2 separate regions of the Mus musculus genome follow, and region 2 is linked to region 1. Evidence: chromatin loops called from intact Hi-C (ENCODE). Cell type or tissue: left cerebral cortex. All regions are shown on one strand.

The links. Peaks named below come from ENCODE experiments on the same cell type or tissue, not always from the same donor. Only the 100,000 strongest peaks of a DNase experiment are listed, where the experiment ranks them.
Region 2: it touches region 1 in a loop (5-fold over the local background); 2 of 42 quality-filtered maps call a loop at or near these places.

Annotation. Positions count from the first base shown.
Region 1 is chr8:22,408,730-22,413,729 of GRCm38, reverse strand. It overlaps Mrps31 (mitochondrial ribosomal protein S31), which reads right to left and starts at 2,390. Exons shown (of 7, transcript NM_020560.2): 1 at 2,146-2,390. The coding sequence starts at 2,264. In left cerebral cortex, a CTCF peak has its summit at 2,107; a DNase peak (open chromatin) is centred at 2,370; H3K4me3 peaks cover 1,963 bases; H3K27ac peaks cover 1,018 bases.
Region 2 is chr8:21,989,612-21,994,611 of GRCm38, reverse strand. It overlaps Atp7b (ATPase, Cu++ transporting, beta polypeptide), which reads left to right. Exons shown (of 21, transcript NM_007511.2): 21 at 1-264. Among named protein-coding and RNA genes, the nearest start is that of Ccdc70, 22 kb to the right of the region's middle. In left cerebral cortex, CTCF peaks have their summits at 491 and 2,229; a DNase peak (open chromatin) is centred at 2,216.

The DNA of each region.
Region 1 (5,000 bases):
TTGCTTCCAACATCCTGTTTCATGGCTCAATTGGTTTATCATGTGGTATGGTGAGCAGTCAGACTGTGGCCCAGTAAACAGTTTCTACCTTTAGGATGCTAATGGCTACAGTACTGTTTCTTAGTCTTTAAAACACACAGAAATTACCTATCCTACTTGCTAAAATGTAGATTCTTTGGTCCCACAACATAATTCTGACTTAGCACCTTCAAGAAGGAACTAAAAATTTTACATTTTAAACAAGTTCCCAAGTGATGCTGGCACCACTAGTTAGAAGACTTCTTTTGAATAGCTATGCTACTTAATCCTTATGATTTTACAAAAATACATTCTCATTTTATAAAAAAAAGAAGCTGATGCTCTAAAGGCCGTAGGACTTCTGACCTGCTGCAGCGCACAGGCAATGGGTTCACGAGTTTTCACATTTGGAATGGAGTGGGGGAATTTGCATTTTAACTAAAACCCAAGATAACTCAGTTGCAATTTGTTCTCTGGATTACATATTATTAATAGTGTATTATTATTAGTATAGTAAATTAATAATGTGTTATTAATATGTATCAAATTGTCAAAGTTAGCAATTGGCATCCCCAGGCTTGGAACACTTTAATGCAAAAAAAATTTTCCCAAACTCTGAAACTATATAATTTGCTTATGAAAATGCCAGAGTTAGCCGGGCGTGGTGGCACACGCTTTTAATCCCAGCACTTGGGAAGCAGAGGCAGGCGGATTTCTGAGTTCGAGGCCAGCCTGGTCTACAGAGCGCGTTCCAGGACAGCCAGGACTACACAGAGAAACCCTGTCTCGAAAAACCAAAAAAAAAAAAAAAAAAAAAAAAAAAAAAAGAAAAGAAAATGCCGGAGTGAAAAATAAGTTACAAAGGGAAGTACTGTCATGACCAATACACAGAACTCTTGAGATATCAATATGATACAATTCAAACAGTTATTATTTCTGAAAGTTAATGTTGAAGGTACCTTGACATAGGAAAATCAGAAGAACAAGTCACACATATTAATTTTATTTAGCACAACGTTTCCTTTCAAGAGTGCTCTGACACTACACACACACACACACAAAACCTGTATTACAGGAAAACCATGAATGTTCCCTAGCATAAAGTAATAAAACTATTATCCTAAATGCTCATATGAGCTTTTTTTTTCTTTGAGAATACCTCATGAGCTTCCACTAATTTTGAAGCCCTGAATTCAAATCCCCAACATCACCAAAAGCACCACATGGCTTCCCTCAGAGACTGACTTCACATTTTTCACCCTGCAGTGTAGGATCCTACAATAAAAATTCATCTTGCAAGTTTAAAATGCTAAGACATTTTAGAATCTTTCTGAAACATCTTTCTCCTTCTGTCAGTTCTCTAGAGCAATCAGCAGAAATAGTCACTCCTTTTGACCACTCCGTTACTTCATTATAGGTCACATCCTGTTCACTTTATTTTGTGCAGACTCCTTCACGGAGTTGATCCTTTCCATCTCCACTGCTATCTTGCTTCAGCACTGAGATAGGCGTTGAGGACAGGCGTGCCCAGAAAGAATACCATGAACCTCTTACAACTTCGAGATGTCTCTATTTGCTCTCCTCTAGTTATCTGTTGAGAGAATGAACTCTGTGCTTACCCATGCTATCTTCACTCTACTTGAATCACCTCCTCAATGGAAGTATACTACTGTCCAGAATGGTAGGACTGTTTTATTCGGAGCTCAACATCGGTAGCTGACATAAACGCACTTTAAATAATGCAGTAGGGAATAAAGGAGGGAAGCATTAACGAGGCTATAAAAATTCTTGGGAAGCATAGAAGATGAAAGAAAACGACCTCTCTTTTCGAGTCCGTACAAAGAGAAGTAACAGCAAGCAGGATGAGGGATAGATTTGCAGCAGAAAGACCGCGGGACAAGAAACAAGACTTGTTGTTATGGCTGTTTGCCACACTCATCACGGCATCGGACAAGCTGCCTTGTCCTTCTACGATTTCTTTCTACCCACACTTCGAACAACCGCTTCCAAGAGCCTACGCTTACAGTATCCAACCCCGGGGGCTGGAAAAAAATGTCGCTGCAAGGCAAGTAGAGGGCAAGCGAGCCCTGGAAGCCCGGCGCGGCCAATAGCTCTGGGCCACCTTACCTCACAGCTCCGGACTGAGCCGCGGGTAGCACAGCCACCGAGACGTCCCGGTTTCCACAGGACAAAGGGAGGCCCGAGAAAGGGCGAGGGCGTAGAAATGCCGGGATTCTGTGGAGCATCGTGTAAATACAAACTCAAACCAGAGCACAGCCGGAAGCACAAGCGCCAAGAAGTGCACAGCTGAACTGGTTCGTCCCTCTGCCAAAAATGTCCTCCGAGATGTTTTCCAGCCTGCACTGTTCCGCTCCTTTTGGATTCCGGTAGGAAACGGAGACCAATCATTATGTTCCTGGGTCTTTGGCTGGCTCGATCCTGCTGCTTCCTTTTTGGATGGAGTGGATATCGAGGTTCCATAAAGATGCAGACCGGAGAAAGTGAACAGGATGAACAACTGAGCTGACTGGAGCCGTAGAGAACTAACAGAACTCCCTGTCCTGCCCTTCCGTGAGTGACGGGGCGAGTCCGCAGCGGTTGTCTCTGTGACAGTTGCTCCTGGTCAAGGTCTGGGGCTAGGTGTTCCTCACCTCTTTTCCGATGAATTAAAAGGAAACAATCCCACGGATTTGCAAAATAAGCAAGATAATTTGAGTCAAGCGATAGTGCAAATTAAAGATGGACTTGCTGTCAATATTGATGGATGCACATGAGGGAAATTGCTAAGGGATCGTGGTTGTTGCTGGAGCCTTCTTTTATGGGGACTGTGGATGAGAACTCCTGGAAAGAAGTTGTGACTGCAGAGACTGATCGGCTGATTAGAACCGTAGTACTTTAGAGAGATTGGAATGTTGCAGGTCTAGAAATTAATTTAATTATCTTATTTTGGGCTGGTTCTAGCACCTCCCCAACCCGGACAACCAGTCCTTGCCACCTCTGTTGGAACTAACCCTTTGAATCTTAGGCCTATAGACCTATTAGAAAAGCTTCCCCAACTTGCTGTATCTACTCCTCTGATATACCCACCGATGTACTTTAACCTTGATTTATAATTTACCTTGTTCTGTAAAACTATAAAAATTTAATGAAACTACTTCCATGTTTGAATGTGGGAACTTGGGTTAATCAAGATCTGTGTATCTGAGCCACAGTCTCTCAAAATGGCTCCAGAATAAAATATCTCTCATTCCATTTAGGATAAGAGTACCAGGGTTTCTGTTTGTTTGTTTTTAACATGGACAATTATAGCGCCACGATATGGGGATCCAAGACAGATCCGGTTCACCTGATGAATCTCTGAATGGAAACTGAGTACCTGCATGGACCCATTGAATTCAGACCAGCTAGTGTTATTTTCTCAGGGATTTTTTTTTTTTTTTGCAACGGTACAGACAATTTTATTACAACTCTTTTCAAGCTTCAAAATGCATTTATCACTGAGGTTAGATCTAATATATAATATACTATATTAATTACAAGGCAGAAGGCATTTATAATCAAATATATTGCATTTCTCTGTACTGGCCAAATATATCTTTGTAAGAACAGGAGCAACAACACACAGTAGTTTATAACTCCAAGTATATTCCTCCAATATCAGAAACATTAAATTAAAACTTATTTTATGCCATTTTCCTCCAACATAAAGATGCATCAAAGCTATCTTCTACATGTCTTAGTGTTGACACTGATAGAACCTAGTGGGGAAACCCCCACTCAATTCCAGATTCAGCGGGCACCCAAAGAATCATGAATAGACCACCCTGATGTAGTTACATGAGGTAGTTTAATGACGGAGCTCCGGACCAACATGCAGCCTACACAGGAGATAATGGATGTCGGCCATGAGGTTCAGAAGCTAGGGGTTTTTATGGGGTAAGGGGCTTAGGGGTGTGGAATTCAGCATAGCAACACACTATTGGCTTATTCAAACATCAGCAGAAAAATTACATGTACGTGCAGGGTGTCAGAGTTCTGTGAGTTGTTGACTCAGTTCAGATAGCCCTGTTATGTCCTCACATTCCTCTTTATCTTTAAGGTTAAGCTGTTCCCAGGAATATTTTAACTACGGGGCATACCCGGGTTAGTTTTTTCTTTTTTCTCAGCCCCAGGCAGCCTCTAGGCTCACAAACAACCAGCAATTTCTGAGTACTTTATATGACTTACAGGTCTTGAAATTTCATCTTTCTTTCAACACCTAAAAAGTTATGTATTCCGTGAAAACACCCACTACCATATATATGTGTGTGTGTGTGTGTGTGTGTGTGTGTGTGTGTATTTCCTTTAGTAGATAAAAGGATCTTTAAAATTAACTAAAGTAAAAGAATACTGTTTCCCCCACTGCAAGCAAGGGTAAAATATCTCGTTTTGTTTTGTTTTGTTTTGTTGTTGTAGCCACCTAAACAGTGCCAGCTTTTGAAGACACCTACGTCTACAGTGAGCTCTACTAGTCTCTGCTGAATCTGCCTCCTCATGTTTGTTCTATGGGAGAATTTACAATCAACTTTGAACATTCCTTAATGATGAACCTGAAAGTAAACTTAGGAACTGTGATAACATAAGGGGCTCACTTCCCTAATTAGACAGGGACATTATTTGTTCATCCACCTCTGCTTCAACCAATCAACCTTACAAAAAGACTTCTGGGCTGGCGAGATGGCTCAGTGGGTAAGAGCACTGACTGCTCTTCCAAAGGTCCTGAGTTCAAATCCCAGCAACCACATGGTGGCTCACAACCACCCTGACCTTTTCTGGTGCATCTGAAGCCAGCTACAGTGTACTTACATATAATAATAAATAAGTAAAACAAAAAACAAAAAAAACCAAAAAACCTTCCTGTACCACGACCATGACTGAAGCAGTGAGAATAGATGTAAATACATCGAAGGGGCCAGGTCATTTCCTTTCCATCCTTTGGCTTT
Region 2 (5,000 bases), 420 kb after region 1:
GCCTGCTCCTGCTCATGGTGGTGGAGCCAGGAGGTGCAGCCTTAACAAGCCACTGTGGGATGGACGAAGCTCATGGTGAGACCTGAGCATCCTGCTAGCCTTGCCTTACAGTGTGTGGTGTATCTGCAGAGGCTGGGCAGGATTGCTCTTCCAGAAGCCACTAGGTTGGGGAAAGTATACCATTCCTGCTTTTCATGAGGGCGAGATCACACCCTGCTTGGGAGGAAACCATCACTCTTCACTGAACCCTGCCAACTATATTTGTATATACTATCTAGGCAGTGAGGACCAGGCTCATCAGGACCACAAGCCTAGCTCAGCCCCCCTGGAGAGCTCCAACCAGATCTCTCCTATACTAAGAGCTCCCATAACACCTGGAGTTAGGCAGCACACATGGGCCGTGTAAGCCTAAGGCTCCTTCAGACGAGTCTGTTCTCTGCCTGGTGTAGCTGGCATCCTTGGTACTGGAACTGCCTGCCCTCTATCTTCTGAGGGTAGAATTAGTGCCTTGGGTCTGATGCTCTGGCTCCTGCATATCTGCCCGCCTAAAGGTGGCGCCCTGGTTTGCAGCCCAATGCAAGAGCTACCCAGCATCCCTATTTACTCTGAAAAGAATGCCATCCTGCTTAGAGCCACACCTACAGACTCACATGTGCCGCTCTCAACCAGCTGGAGAGATACCTCAGAGCCTGACCATAGTTCATTTTCCTATGGGGTCCAGGTCCTTGCCTCTCAGGGCACCCTATACAGCCATGCCATAACCTGTAGTGTATAAAGCACTGTTCCCTGGGAGGTGTATGCATAAGGGCACACCCCTGTCACTCAGTGGGGTCCAGTGAAGTTTGTCACAAATGCTTAGTGTGTGTGCCTGGGGGGAGTTTTCCCACCAGAAGAGAGTGAAGTTCTCAATAGAGAGCTGTCTGCTGCTGAGGAGACATCTAAAGGAGGGACACCCACAGCGCCCTCCCCCCTCCCCAGTGAAAATGTTCCTGTTGTCAGCTATGACTATGTGATTGGAGTGGCTTCAGAGGGCAGGGATGGGGCCAGCTTAACTGAGCGAGTGGCTGAGCCACCCGGAACAGACTAGCAGAAATGGGTTACTCTCATTTGTGACATTAAAAGAAAAAAAGCCACAAAACTCCTTTATAGGATGTCACTTATTGGCCATGGCAGTGTTAGTCTTTTTTTTTTTTTTTTTTTTTGTAGGTTTCTCACCTCTTTTCCCCACAAAAATAGCACCGTAACTACCTACCGTCTACGACTGAAAACAAGAAAACAGGGTCCGAGGGCCTCGGTGTCTTCCCAGGAACTCACAGCCAATGTGCCGTTCAGAGGGTTCCGAAGGCCTTTCTGTAATTCCGCTGCTGCCTTACAGTATCAGTTTGCTCGGTGAGAGTAAACTGGACGAGGGTCCTTTTGTTGCTGCACGAGCAAACGCGACAGGAGCTGGATGAGTTGCATCAGGTTAGGATGCAGTGGTCACGAGGTTACTACCCATCACTTGGGATGGCTGCTTTGGGTTTTGCACCTTAGCGGTGCTTGCTGAGCTTTATCTTCTAAAACCCGGGAGTATAGGGATCTATTGCGCTCTTGGTATCCGCAACCCTTCCACTCCCTCTCCAGCGACCTCCTCCCACTGACGTCATCTACTCGGTCTATAGTTCTGTTCTTACAGAATAAGTCTTGTTTTGGAATAAGGTAATCATTTTCTAAAGAATCTAATTGTATTGATTTTTAAACCTTCTGAGAATGTAAGCATCATGTTCACATGTAGACATGAAAATATTTATATAATTGTACAAATAAATAACTTTTTAGATGTTCAAAGAGTCAGGTTTTTTTTCTTTTTTTTAATGGCCAGAGAACAATTCCCTCTTCAAAACTTTCCATGAAGCACGAGGATAAAGTTGTATCTTTTCATCCAGGAGTTGCCTGTGGCTTGCTTATTCTGTCTGTATGGCTCATGTTACCGGATTGCTGGGGACTTCTTTGGAGGGACAGAGAATGATAGGATTCTAGCAGTGGGGACACGAGGTGGTGGGAACCCTCTTGCCTTGCCCTGGTCTGAACCACTCTGCTGAGTCTAGAGTAGTATTAGTATTAGAGTAGTATTAGTCTAGGTAGCATTAGGACCGCAGAGAAGGAAGCCTTTGCTGAAGTCGCTGCCTCAAGCTCTGACTGTGCCCAGAACCTCACTGCTTGGTCTCTAGCACACCCTAGAGGACTTTACAGTCAGGGCATGAGGTCTCCACAGACCGTTGTGGAAGGAGTGTCGGTGCTCCTGTGGGGAGGATTTAGCAAGCATCCCTGAAAGGTTTCTCAGGCATCTGGCTGAATCCGAGCATCTTCTCTTGCTCCTGGTAAACTGAAGAATTAAGATGGGATTACCTCTATAAGAAATGACTGATAATTCTAATTTTCAGTGGCATCTGGAAATTGGCATGTTAAAAACAGATATCTAAACTATTGAGCTAGTTTAATAAAGAACTTGGATTAATAAAGGTGACTTTCACCTGAAAGGTTACTTGATTAAAGGATTTGGGGAGATTAGGGGCTTTAAAAACCCATGTAGGGGGCTGGAGTAGTAGGTTCAATCCCCTGTACAAATAAAATAAAATAGGATTACCTAAGACAAATTCTGTAATGTACATAAAGTCCCTGAATTATAAAAGGCTCATTTGCATACACCCATAATTCCACCTTTCCTTGGAGCACATACACAGAGGAATAGAGTAAGTGGCCTACTGGTCCTTTTTTTCCCTTTTCAGGTGTGTGTGTAAACTGCTTGGCATTGGTGGAGAAGGAACTGCTCTGCTGAAGTTTCACACTGGGCTTGCACAAGGCTGGAAGCACCATTGTTTGGGGTTACTGCATGGAGAGAGAGGTCTGCTGTCTGCCCTTGTTCTTCATATAAAGACAGTGACCACAGCTGAGGTTACAGAGTAGAATGTAAGAAGGTTACATAATACTGAGAAATCCCAGAGTTGCTTTTTTTTTCCTATTCAAAAAGATGAACAAAAATGTAAAAGCATCCGTTCAAACATTTCAAAATGAAATAAGATTGATGGAAATTTAACATTTTTTTCTCTGGGGTAGAAATGGCTATTATATTATATCAGCATAAGGAAAAATGAACCAAGAGGGTATAACTTGGTAGACCTCTTGACTAACATGTGCAAGATCCCTGGTTTGAGCCCAGTGCCAATAAAACTGTTTAACTGTTTGTCTTAGTTAGGATTTTATTGCTGTGAACAGATACCATGACCAAGGCAAGTCTTATAAAGGACAACATTTAATTGGGGCTGGCTACAGGTTCAGAGGTTCAGTCCATTATCATCAAGGTGGGAAGCATGGCAGCATCCAGTCAGGCATGGTGCAGGAGGAGCTGAGAGTTCGACATCTTCCATCTGAAGGCTGTTAGGAGAATACTGGCTTCTAGGCAACTAGGAATAGGGTCTTAAAGCTCTTGCCCACAATGACATACCTACTCCAACAGAGCCACACCTTCTAATAGTGCCACTCCCTGGGCCAAGCATATACAGACCATAACATTCCACTCCCTGGCCCCATAGGCTTCTTCAAACACACAAGTCTATGGGGGCCATATATAGACATAGCTTAATAAAAAGGTACATGTAGTCCGACTTCCAAAATCCCCATAGACTATAGCAGTATCAGCAATATTAAAAGTCCAAAGTTAAAAGTCCCTTCTGGAGCTAGGGGAAGGCCTGAAGAAGCTGAAGGGGATTGCAATCTCATAGAAGAACAATATCAACTAACCAGACCACCCAGAGCTCCCAGAGACTAAACCATCAACCAAAGAGTACACATGGAGAGATCCATGGCTCCAGTTACATATGTAGCTGTGGGTGGCCTTTTCTCACATCAATGGGAGGGGAGGCCCTTGGTCCTGTGGTGGCTTGATGCTAGCAAAGGGGGATGCTAGAACAGTGAGGCAGGAGTGGGTGAGTGGGTGGAGGGGCACCCTCATAGAGGCGGAGGGGAGAGGGAAGAGGGGAGATGGGATGGGAGGTTTGTGAAGGGGTAACTTGGAAAAATTTGAAATGTAAATGAATAAAATATTAACTAAAAATGTCTCTTCTGACATTCATCCAAGCACTTAACTGTAACCTGGGAAGCAAGACAGGAAACCAGCTGGGCAAACTCCAAAGTCTGCATCTCCATGTCTGATGTCAAAGCAGTCTTCAGATCTCCAACTCCTTTTTCATCTTTGTTGACAGCAACAAACTTCTTTCTCCTGGGCTGCTTCTTCCACTCCCTGTTAGCAGCTTTCCTCAGCAAATATCCTTTGGCTCTGGCATCTCAAATATCTTTGAGCCTCCAAGGCAAACTTCAAAGTTTTAGCTTCTTGTTTCAATGTCTGGGATCCACATATGATCTTCTGGGCTCTTTCAAAGGGCTGGTGTCACTTCTCCAGCTCTGCCCTCTGTAGCACTCTAGGCTCAGGTTGATCCACTCCACTGTGCTGTTGTTCTTGGTGATCATCCCATTGTACTGGCATCTCCAATACACTGGGGTCTTCCACTGCAGCTAGGCTTCACCAATAGCCTCTCACAGGCTCTCTGTATGGTGCCAAGCCTCAAATCCTTTGCATGACCCTTTCAGTTTTGGGCTGTCAACTGCAACTGAAGCTGCACCATCACCAATGGCCTTCCATGGCCTCTTCAGGGCCAAGCCTCAGCTGCTCTTCATGACCTATCCACGCCTTCAGAACCAGTACCACCTGGGTTGACTCTTACATATTACCAAGTCCAGCTGCAACCGGAGGTTCAACCTTAGCTATCTCTGGAACACAGTTTCTTTGTGCTCTCAGAAAACACTTCCTAGATTTCACTTCAGTGGTCTCTACTTAATCACTGCTAATTTCTTAGCTCCAGCTAACCAGCATCAGTTGTCCCAGGAGTCCCTTCTATTCTTGACTCTAAAGCCAGAGCCACACGACTGATGCTTCTGAGTTCTGCTGCTTGCTGGGGTTGAAA